Regions from separate parts of the Homo sapiens genome. Here region 1 is linked to region 2. A link is an interaction called in ENCODE POLR2A ChIA-PET data of the cell type or tissue named here. Cell type or tissue: MCF 10A. All regions are shown on one strand. Each heading gives the region's core, and the rest is flanking DNA. Links, peaks and the distances in the headings are about the cores only.

Region 1 (5,371 bases), core at 219-5,218, 77 kb after region 2:
CAGTGAGCCGAGATTGTGCCATTGCGCTCTAGCCTGGGCAACGGAATGAGACTTGTCTCAAAAAAAATAAAAAATAAAACCAGCCCTCCCCGGGGGATCTTAGGCACTATTGGCCACACCATTGGTGTTCGTGGCCCTGATTATTAGGCTATCTTTCTTTTTTTAAGTTTTTTTAGATTTATTTTTTATTTTATTTATTTATTTATTTATTATTTATTATTATTATTTTTAGAGACAGGGGGTCTCCCTATGTTGCCCAGGCTGGTTTCAAACTCCTGGGCTCAAGTGATCTGCCCTCCTCAGCCTCCCAAAGTGCTGGGGTTACAGGCAGGCATCAGCCACCGTGCCAGGTCATCTTCCTTTTTCTTTTTTTTTTGGAGACAGAGTCTTGCTCTGTCATTCAGGCTGGAGTACAGTGGCGCCATTTCAGCTCACCGCAGCCTCCACCTCCCAGGTTCAAGCAGTTCTCCTGCCTCAACCTCCCGAGTAACTGGGATTACAGGTGTGTGCCACCACACCCGACTAATTTTTTTATTTTTAGTAGAGACGGGGTTTCACCATGTTGGCCAGGCTGGTCTTGAACTCCTGACCTCAGGTGATCCACCCACCTCGGCCTCCCAAAGTACTGGGATTATAGGCGTGAGCCACGGCATCCAGCCTCATCTTTCTTTTAACCAATAAACATGATGCTGTATCTTAAAAAGAGCACTGAGCAGGGACTTAAGGGATCGAGTCCTCAACCAAACTGATTTAATTACTCAGGATTTTCAAAAAGCATCAGAGGCTATTTACAATCTTAATCATAGGGGTTCAGTAAAATAAAAATAAGAAGTAAAAAAGCAAGAGAAATTATTCTGTAAATCTAACTGGTGTAATTCCCATAATCATGCAATTAAGTTTTACTCTTGAGTTTCCTGACAGCCATTGGTAAAAAGAGAAACACATCAGGATTTATAATTTTTATCATCCAATTATGGGAAGCAAGCATGTTGGCCCCAGGAGACGAACTCTTCTACTAATTTATAGCATGTATCCTTTCATCAAGGGCCACTGAGCCAGTTGGTGAGTCAACGGGTGAACCTAAGATGCAAGGATGTTTTCCAGGTGACTATTTAAAAAAATAAATAATCCACCAACGTGATTGACCTTGGCGAGATCATGTTTCTAGTCTATACCTCAGTTTCCCCATCTGTAAAGTGAGGATAATGTCCCACCCCATGTAACTGTGGTGAGGACCAACTGCAACACTGTGCCTGCGAGTCTCCTTGGAAAAGTGTAAGGTTCTACACAAATGGAAAGTGATCTGATCACACTCAGTGTCCCCAGCCCAGCCTTTCAGTGCCCTGGCCCTGGGGTGGGGGACAATACTCTCCTCACCCCCTTCACTAGTCTTCATGAATAGCAAGGAGGCCATAACATAATTTGGTCTAAACCCCTTCCTTTTTAAAAGAATGATGGCAAAATGTGCATAACATTAAATTTACCATTTTAAAGATTTCTAAGTGTCTCGAAGTACATTTGCAATGTGTAACTGCCACCTCCAGAACTTTTTCATCATCCTAAACTGAAACTCTGTACCCACTAAACAGTAACTCCCCACTCCCCCTGTCCCCAGTCCCTGGTAACCTCTATTCTACTTTTTTTTTTTCTCTGTGGATTGGCCTATTCTAGGTATCTCTTTTAAGTAGAATCATATAGTATTTGTCCTTTTGTGTCCAGCCCCCTCATTTTTTGAGATGAGGAATCAGGCCCAGAGAAGGCAGTGGCTCACCCAAGGTCACATCGCAAACCAGAGGCAGAGCCAAGACCAGAACCCAGGTTTCCTGACTCCTAACAGGTCTTGCATCCCCAGTAGTGAATGAGACACTGCTTTGACTTTCTGTAATCTTGGTTTAGCCCCTTCCTTTCTCTGGGCTCAGTCTGCTTCCCACCACTCACCCATTCTTTCTTTATCATCTCCCTCCAAAGCCTCTTGTCCTCCTGCCTCCTCTTCTCCTTGGCTGGTTCCTGCCAGCAAATGGAGTGGCCCTGGTCCATGCCAGGTTTTCCTCTTCTGGGTCCGGAGCTCACTATAGTATTCAGCCCTCAGTCCTCCCAGGATGTTCTTCCCAGCACTGCTGCCTCGTGCGGATTTTCCCGTAACCTCAGTAACTGGCTTCTTGTCCCCCTGCTTCCTACCAGGGAAGCCTTCCTGTCCGCGTCTGTGGTTTCCCAACTCTGATATTTGCTCTCAAATGTGGTGGTGTCCTGGTTCTGTGTTTATTTATTTTGTGTTTTCTCACACACACAAAAAAAAGCCTCTTCCTCCAATGCATCAGGAGGCACCAGCCCTGCCAGCCCTTCTCACTGGGCTCACCCTGCCCCAGCAACCCCCCGGTGCCACCCTTAAGCCACACTGTCTTCTCTGTAAGCAGCCTGCCAGCAGCAGCCCCAGCACTTTGCAATGGGCGTGTGTGTGGTGGTGGGTGGGGGGGGCTTGGATCCCTCCTTTTTCCTCCCCTGCCCTGCCCAGGCCCAGATGGCCTTGACTGTAAAGCAGGTGCTGCCTGACAGGTTCTTCTCTCCCTGTCTCTGGTCATTGATCCATCTCTTTGTCCATTCAGTATCCAACCATCCTCTCCATTCTCCTCTGGACCTCACCACTCTCAGAGCTGCTTGTCCTGGCAGAATCTACAGTTCACCCCAACTCTATGCCTTACCCCTCCCAACCCAACAGCATTTGCAGTTTGCAAAATATACAGACCCAAGTCCTGAGGGGACTGAGGACATGATGCTGGGCCCAAGTCTCCTGCTCAGGGCTTCTCTCCAATGCCAGCCCTGCCACTCCTTCCTCACCCTCCTTGGAGCCTCCTCTGCTGCTTGTCTATCCCAACGGCCCTGCTCCCCTCCCTTCCTGCCCTTCACCAGCTTTCTGGACACCATGCCCTGAGGAAGGGACCTTTGGTTTTCTCTAAACATCTTTGAAGGGCTGAGGCAGTCAGGGCTGGCTGCCTTGTCACTCTTTATTTGGAAGCCACTCAAACCATTCCCAAGAAGAGGGACCTCAGCTGGCAATCTGGAAACCTGGCCCAGGTCTGGGCAGATGTCTTCACTTCTCCTACCTTCCCAGTCTTGTGATCCTGTGATGAGCACCAGGATGGCCCTGTGGTCCCTAGAGCACCCCTCATGCTGTAGGGTCCTGCAGCCCCATCCTTTCTCTACTGGGCCCTGGTATCCTGGCTCCTCTCTCAGCTCTGCCACTGATCTCTGTGCCTTAGTTTACTTCTCTGCACGGGGGACTCACCCCAAGACCATTTCCAGCAGCTTCCCAGGTGATGTGGTGCCCCAAGGCTGGGCTTTGCCAGCTGTGGCCCAGCTCCTTAGTGCTGCCCAGGAGACACCAGGCTGCTCAGAATGAGGTGACTGCGGGCACCATTCTCAGCCAGTGGTTCTTGTATTGCATTCCAGCAGCAGGAATATCACCTGGGAACTTGATAGAAGTGCAGATTAGCAGCCCCACCCAAGACCCACTGAATTAGAGCTTGTGGAGTGGGGCCCTACAAGCTGGGGTTTTAAGGAGCCCTCCAAATGATTCTGACGCATAAGAATATGCCAACTGCTGATCTGGGCTAGCCATTAGTAGAGCCTGGGGAGGGACTGGGACTGGCTAGGCCAAGAACAGGTGGAAAACACCAGCCTTATCTGGACTCCTGAGATTGGGAACCACCACCAACAAAAACCAACCCTATAGTCGCTCCTCTTGGAAGAGGAAGAGAAGTTGAAGGGCCTGGAGAAAGCACACATTGTTTGTTTCCCTGCTCCTGCTCACCTCTCTCACTTGTCTTGGTTTTACAAAAGGCTGTGTGGATGGTGCCAGCCAGGGAGGGGGTGGGAGTCCTGGGGAGGCAGGAGGCAGAAGACCCTGACTGTTTCTCCCTTGGGAACCTCACCATAGGCCAGATAGCGCCTCTTCAAACTGAAAGAAATCTTAACTCCACAAAGAAAGCATCCTAAATCCCCAGTTCCTCCTCCTCCCAACCCCAGGGATACCTTGTAGACAGTGCCAAAAAACAGCTCCAACCCCCAGCAGCTGGGAAGAGAGCCAGAAGCTGCCCTTCCTCCTCATCCTGGCCCCTCCCCAGCCCCCGCCAATACTGTGAACCCCCTTCCCACTCAGCCTGGTTTCCTGGTGAGGGTCCTGCAGTCATGGGCCCTGGGGGACCCCCAGGGCAAGGCCCATGGGAGGGAAGGGACCAAGGGCATCCTTGGGCCAACTGTCCACCTCTCTTGTCCACTATTCTCTCCTTTCCACTTCTGTCTTCAAAAGGCTCCTTCCTAGGATGGATCGGGTGCTAGGACAACTGCAGTCCAATCCACCAGCTCTCCCTGCCCCTGTGTCTTATTTCAGACATGAGAATAACTGTACAGTGTAAACTTATAAAGCGTTTTTAATGGTTGTAGATTGGAAATAAAGTATGTCATATGAACAGCTGCTGTGGACTTGGCCTCCTCTCTGATTTTTCTAATGAGGTGGGTGGGGGCCCCAGCGGATCTGAAACCTAACTTTTCCCCACTCCCAGCTGCCTGGGAAGTGGGGAGCCCAGGGAGGCCACAGCCAGCTGGCTGGTTTGGAGTCACTTGGGAGGGGCCACCAGGTGTTCTGGCTGCTGCCTGCTGATACTTCAGCGTCTCCCACACAGTGTGATATGACCACTGAGAAACAAATGCAGTCTTCAAAAAGAAGAAAAATAGAATTGAACTTTTCTACAAAAGACTTTAACAATTTTATGAAAAAAAAAAAGACACTTTTAGGTGTGTGTCAATTGTCTATTGAAGCGTAATTAATTATTCCGAAACATTTATTATACCCCACAGATGCTATGGGTCAGGAATTTGGGAGCTGGGCAGTTCTGATTCAAGGTCTCAGGAGGTTGCAGTCAGTTGTCAGTCAGGCTACAGTCATTTGAATGCCTGATGAGCTGGAAGACCCATTTGCAAAGTAGCTACTTATGCCTGGCAAGTCATTGCTAGCTGTTTGCAGGAGGCCTCAGTTCCTCACCATGTGGACCTCTGTAGGCTGTTTGCGTGCCTTCACAACATGGCGTCTGGCTTCCTCCACAGCATGTGATCTATGAGAGAGCAGGGAGGAAGTCACAATGTCTTTTATAGCTAAGCCTTGAAACTCACAGACTAGGCCAGGCGCGGTGGCTCATGCCTGTAATCCCAGCACTTTGGGAGGCCGAGGCGGGCAGATCACCTGAGGTCGGGAGTTGGAGATCAGCCTGACCAACATAGAGAAACCCCATCTCTACTAAAAATACACAGTTAGCTGGGTGTGGTGGTGCATGCATGTAATCCCAGCTACTCGGGAGGCTGAGGCAGGAGAATCGCT
Region 2 (5,371 bases), core at 108-5,107:
GGTGATGGAACCTGCCTGGACAACCTCATACGATGGTCATCAGGAATCAGGGAAGTGTGAATAGACAAGAAAACATTTTGCAAGCAGTGAACCCAAGTCGCCTGAGGAATTGTTATTATTCATAGCCAATAGGCAGACAGGATGTCTGTGTCTTCATTCTTGGAGGAACTGGGAGAATGCAGGAGGGTGGATTTCCTTAGTTTTAGAATGTTAATACATCAGTAGCTGCCCCAGGGAGAACGGAAAGGTGTGATCACCTTCCCTGCCGTGTGTGTGTGTGTGTGTGTGTGTGTGTGTGTGTGTGTGTGTGTGTGTGTGTGTGTGTGTTTTCCCTCCTTGGTGATTCTAGATGTGAGTGAAGTGCAGCCAGTGTGTGTGTGTGTGTGTGTGTGTGTGTTTTCCCTCCTTGGTGATTCTAGATGTGAGTGAAGTGCAGCCAGTGTGTGTGTGTGTGTGTGTGTGTGTGTGTGTGTGTGTGTTTTCCCTCCTTGGTGATTCTAGATGTGAGTGAAGTGCAGCCAGTCTAGATGTCAGCTCAGAAGGGCCTGGAGGAAGCACCTAATCCATCCCCACTTGCCATTTTACAGATCAGTAAATGGAGGCTCTAAATTACATAGCCAGGATTCCAACCCAGGTTTGTCTAACTCTGGGCCTGTTCTTTCTGCAGTGTGACCAGAGCAGTGAGCTTTTGGTTGTTAACTAGCGTGTCTAGGCTGAGACACATTTGGTGAGAGGAATCCTGTCATGGGCCAGGCTCTAGGCTAAGGCATGCTGGGGGCCCGGAGCCTGGGGGAGGTGGGGGTTAGTGGAGGATGTTTGTGTGTGCATGTGTGTGAGATTGTTCCTTCTGTAACATGGGGGACAAGCACGCCCGCCCAGGGCCGTGAGGACCCTTTTCAATGTGAGGACGCAGATGGAGTGCACAGTGAGTGTTAGTGTGTCCCAGTCATTGCCGATCCCTTATCCGTTCCTCCAGGCATTCATTCATTCATTCAACACATATTTCCCCAGTGGCTCCTGGGTACCAGGCCCTGTGCTGGGTGTCTGGACCCAGTGGCCACGTAGTAGGCTTCTGCATGTAGCTCTTCTCTTCTTGGCTCCCAGGAGCTACAGGGGGAGGACTCTAGTCTGTCACTGGGTGGAGGAGAGGAGGTCACCACAGTCAGCAAAGCTCTTGGCTGCTCCTTACCCTGAGTCCCAGCCGCAGCCTCCTTGGGGCTGAGCCTGTGTCCCTGGGCATACTCTGTCTTGCACATACAAATGCACATATACTGTTCACAGCTCAAGCTCAGAGACACACAGCCACTTGCACACATCTCACAGACCCATCCAGTGACTCGCTGGTGTTGGATGCTTTCAGAAGCACGCCTCCAGACAGATTAGAGAGGATACTCACTCAGAGAAGTGCACAAACCCATGCAGCCACACAACTCCCATTCTATCACACGCACACATCACCAAACAGACACAACGGAGGCTCAGACCCTGCTGCAACCCCCACGTCAGAAACACATTCTCATATACACATCTTACACCCCTAGACACACCCGGATATGTCCCAGAGACAGACTGACATCCTGCAGACACACTCAGACTTATCAGAAGTACACATGTAGGCGGAGACACAAACCCACACAGACGTTATACACACACACTAGCATCCACAGAAGTCTGCACATCTACCCTTGCCAGGCTGGCCCAGGCACAAGCTCACCACCCGGGTACCTCCCCTGCCTCTTCTACAAAGAGAGCAGCAGAGACTTGCACACCTACCCGAGGCTTACAGACACCCACCAAGGGGACTCCCACATGCACATCAGCAGGGACACAGCACAGTCTGGCATGCAAACATTAGGCATGTAGCATTTGCCCACAGGAGCCAGAGGCTCTCAAACCAGGGAACCTAGACACACGCACACACGTGCGCGCACGCACACACACACACACACACGCTGTGACATTTCATCCACACACAGAAACAGGAAATCCTGGTCTGTGTCTCCCTGGAGCTAATGTGTACAAACTACTACTGTTTTCAGTGGCTCACTAGACTTACTTCTACAAGGCTGCTGGGAACACTAAGGAGTGTGGCCAGGGCCTTGACTTTGTAACCTTCTGGAGCTGGGGGTCTTGGGGTCCTGGGTGGTGGGTGGATGGGGGTGGTAGGTCTTGAAGTCAGAAGAAGCTACACCGAAGTCCCCCAGGTCCCTGATGCCCAGCTCCTGGGCCCAGGGCCAGTGGGGCTGAGTGAAGTGGACCGATTGTCGAGCTGCCCACAGAAGAAACACTGCCCGGGGGCAACTCCCTTCTAATCTCCTTGGAATTTCCTGCTGGCCCTATCTCCCCCTTCTCCCCCTGTTCCCTTGCTGGGGGCTGCAGAGGGCCATGCCACTCCCATCTATAAAGGGTGCCCCATTCTGGCTGGGGAATGATGGAGGCAAGGGTAGAGGTGGCTAGAGGAGCTATGGGAGCTCAGAGGAGGGACTTGGCAGACTTCCTGGAGGAGGAGGTGTCCTTGGAGCTGGGGAGTTAGCCTCAAGTGGCTGTCTCTGTGCCCAGCTCTTAGAACAGTGCCTGCCATGTTGTAGGGGCTCAATAAATATGTGTACAATTAAGTGAAAGGCAGTAGGCAGGGCCTGGAGGTGGACCACAGGCTTGAAACGGAAAAGCTGGAGGGAGTGGTGGGAGCTGGCAGGGATGGGGAGAGTCTGGGAAGGGGCGTTGGGCTGGCTTGGGAAGGGCATTGAATGCCAAGCCAAGGGAGCACCTTGCTGGGAGTGGTCTTGTTGCAGCAAAGCTGCAGCCACCTCCTTTTATGTGTCTGCAGCCCTGGGCCTGAGGCCTGCCCTGCCGGAGAGGCCTGGGGAGGGAGGAGAGCCAGGCTGTGTGGTCTAGGGGCCAACTCCACCTCTGGAGTCAAGTCTGGAGCCAAACCTCACTGTGTCACCTCCTCCGTGTGCATGCTGTCCCTGTGCAAACCCCTCACCAAGACTCCGTCTTCCTCCTGTAAAATGGGGATGTGATCCTTTCTAGTGGGGCACTTGGGAGGCTGACAGCTCAGATGTTCTGTGCACCTAGCACCATCCTGGCACAGAGGAGGGGAGGAGGCCCCGTGTCTTGCATAGCCTCCGGGGCAGAGAGAGTCCCCTAGGAAAGGGGCGCAGCTAAGTTCAAGCAAGGGCCTGCCCAGCAGCCAAGGTTTTCACTGAGGTCATTCCCCTAGTCCCCACATGCATGACCTCATCCATGGTCACGTTCACTCCCCTTGGTGCCGGAAGGAACTTGGAGCTGGGGTGCTCCATGCCAGGCTGACCCTGGCATCACTGGAGGCCTCAGTCAGCACTGCATCTACCTGCTTTGCGGTAGTGAGGCACAGCAGGGGTCAGAGCAGGTGGAAGCAGCAGGCCAGCCCTTTGTTCTCCGAGGTCCAGGGTGGTTGGGAGAGAGCACTGTGATCTGGAGCCAAGCTGACTGGGCTGGAATCCCAGCTCTGCCTTTTCCTTTCTGAGCTTTCCCTTTCTGAGCCTCGGTCTCGTCATCTGTAGAATGGGGATGTGGATGTCCTTGCCCCGCACGTTGCCGTGAGGGTTCCGTAAGAGAAAGTGTGCAGGTGTGGGTCCCATTAGCCAGGTCTGGCTCCTGGGAAGGACCCGACAGCACTTGGCGCTTGCCTGTTATATCTGGCTCTGGTGTGACCCCCGTGACCCCAGGTTAAGCTGGGTGCTTGATGACAGGGGCTGTGCTTGGCTCTGGGTGTCCCTCTGTGGGTGTTGGCTTGGGGCATCAGTCTGAGTGTTATGCACAGAGCTGCACTGCATTTTGGGCACCCCCAAACGTATATCCCTGTCTGTGTCCCCCCTTCCCTCCCCCACGGCGTCGTGTCACTCTTCCCTGAATGGCCCAGGCTAGTGCCTCCAGCTTAGTAACTGGTGATACACATTTGCTAATGGAAGGACACCTTTGGCGGCCCCTCATTCTCAAATGGAGGTGAATCATCTCTCACTGCCTGAGCCACAAGGAAAAGCTCAGCCTCTATGAAAAAAATTCTGGGGTTCCCTAGCTAGGCTGGATCAGCTGAACATCTTTACTCTGGTTGGGGCCCAGGCCTGCTTTGGGTCTTCTGGGCTCGAGTCAGTTGCACCAGCCTCTCCCCTCCCCGCCTCTCCTTGACCCTACCCCATGGTGGAGCAGCCTGTGTGGTCCTGCCTCCCACAGCCTCACCCACCCCTGCCCCGCCCAAGCTCTGCGGGTGCTGGACACACCCCGGCCTCTGTCCCGTGCTCTTGCTCTTCCCATCCGGCCTTTGTGCTTGCAGTTCCCGGCTCCTTCCCTTGGTTTCTTCCTCCACCTTTGAGCGCTCAGCCCCAGCAGCAGCTCCCCAGGTCAGGCTCCTGTGTCAGACACCTTGGAGCTCCCTGGAGCTTCCTTTGGGGCATTTACCACGATGTTGATTAGATTATTAATGGGGTAATGATAGGTTTCATGCCATCACTGCCCCACCTTTCCCTGCATGAGGGCAGGGACCTTCCAGGGTAATTAGCTCCTTCCTTTTACAAAGGGAGAAACTAAGGCCCAGAGAGGTTAAGGGGCTTGTTAGAGGTCATGCAGCCTGTAAGTGGCAAGAGGCAAGACTGGGGTCTTGTGCTTCTCTCCAGGATGCCAGGCAGGGGGAATGGCAGGGGTGTGAAGTGCTGGGGTGTCCTGGAGCTTCAGGCTTTGTGGCCTTGGGCCACTCTCTTTGGAGCTTTGCCTTCTATCCCTAAAGACCTCAGACCCCTGCTCTGAGTTTTTGAGATTTCGCTGCAACCCAGAGGGTGTTTGGGGGATGTTTTAAACACATCCAGGTCCAGATGCTGCCTTCCTTCCTGTTCACATGGAAAGGATGGGAGGAAACTGTCAGGCGCTTCCTGACACGAATGCCCCAGAGGCCGTAGGGCCTGTGGATATCTCCCTGCTCTGCCAGGTAAGGCCTTGAATGGGAGAGTGACAACAGTGACAAGCCAGATGTGGCCTTGGTGGGCAGTGGTCTCTTACCAACAACAACCACCACACACACACACACACACACACACACACACACACACACACCCCTCCCTGATAGAGCATCTGTAGTGTCTCTTGTGCAGAACTGTACCAGACGGATCTGGGAGGCTCACTCCTGACTGGCTGCGTAGACCTTATCTTCCTGGGCCTCCGTTTGCTTGTCTGTGAAATGGGGATAAAATAATAATAGTGCCTGCCTCTAAGGATCATCACTGAGCAAGAGATAATGGCTTTTCTGTCTCAGTCCGGTGTCTGGAACGCATTAAACGCTTGTCAATGTTAGCTATTGTTATCGTCACCATTGTTCATTATAAGACTGTCTAGTCCA

Evidence for each region. ChIA-PET counts read pairs that join two places held together with the same protein. Peaks named below come from ENCODE experiments on the same cell type or tissue, not always from the same donor. Only the 100,000 strongest peaks of a DNase experiment are listed, where the experiment ranks them.
Region 1: POLR2A ChIA-PET joins it to region 2 with 5 read pairs; 17 of 35 experiments call an interaction of 5 or more read pairs at or near these places.

Annotation. Positions count from the first base shown.
Region 1 is chr20:36,776,542-36,781,912 of GRCh38, reverse strand. MTCL2 (microtubule crosslinking factor 2) reads left to right here. Exons shown (of 15, transcript NM_080627.4): 15 at 1-4,466. It overlaps LOC124904894 (a long non-coding RNA gene), which reads right to left. Exons shown (of 2, transcript XR_007067574.1): 2 at 4,821-5,108. Among named protein-coding and RNA genes, the nearest start is that of DSN1, 5.5 kb to the right of the region's middle. In MCF 10A, for the core only: no CTCF peak of the experiment used is centred there; no DNase peak of the experiment used is centred there.
Region 2 is chr20:36,853,420-36,858,790 of GRCh38, reverse strand. The region is part of intron 1 of MTCL2 (microtubule crosslinking factor 2); the gene reads left to right. Among named protein-coding and RNA genes, the nearest start is that of MTCL2, 7.4 kb to the left of the region's middle. RefSeq lists enhancers at 663-1,163, 1,164-1,665, 2,670-3,170, 3,673-4,173. In MCF 10A, for the core only: no CTCF peak of the experiment used is centred there; a DNase peak (open chromatin) is centred at 2,480.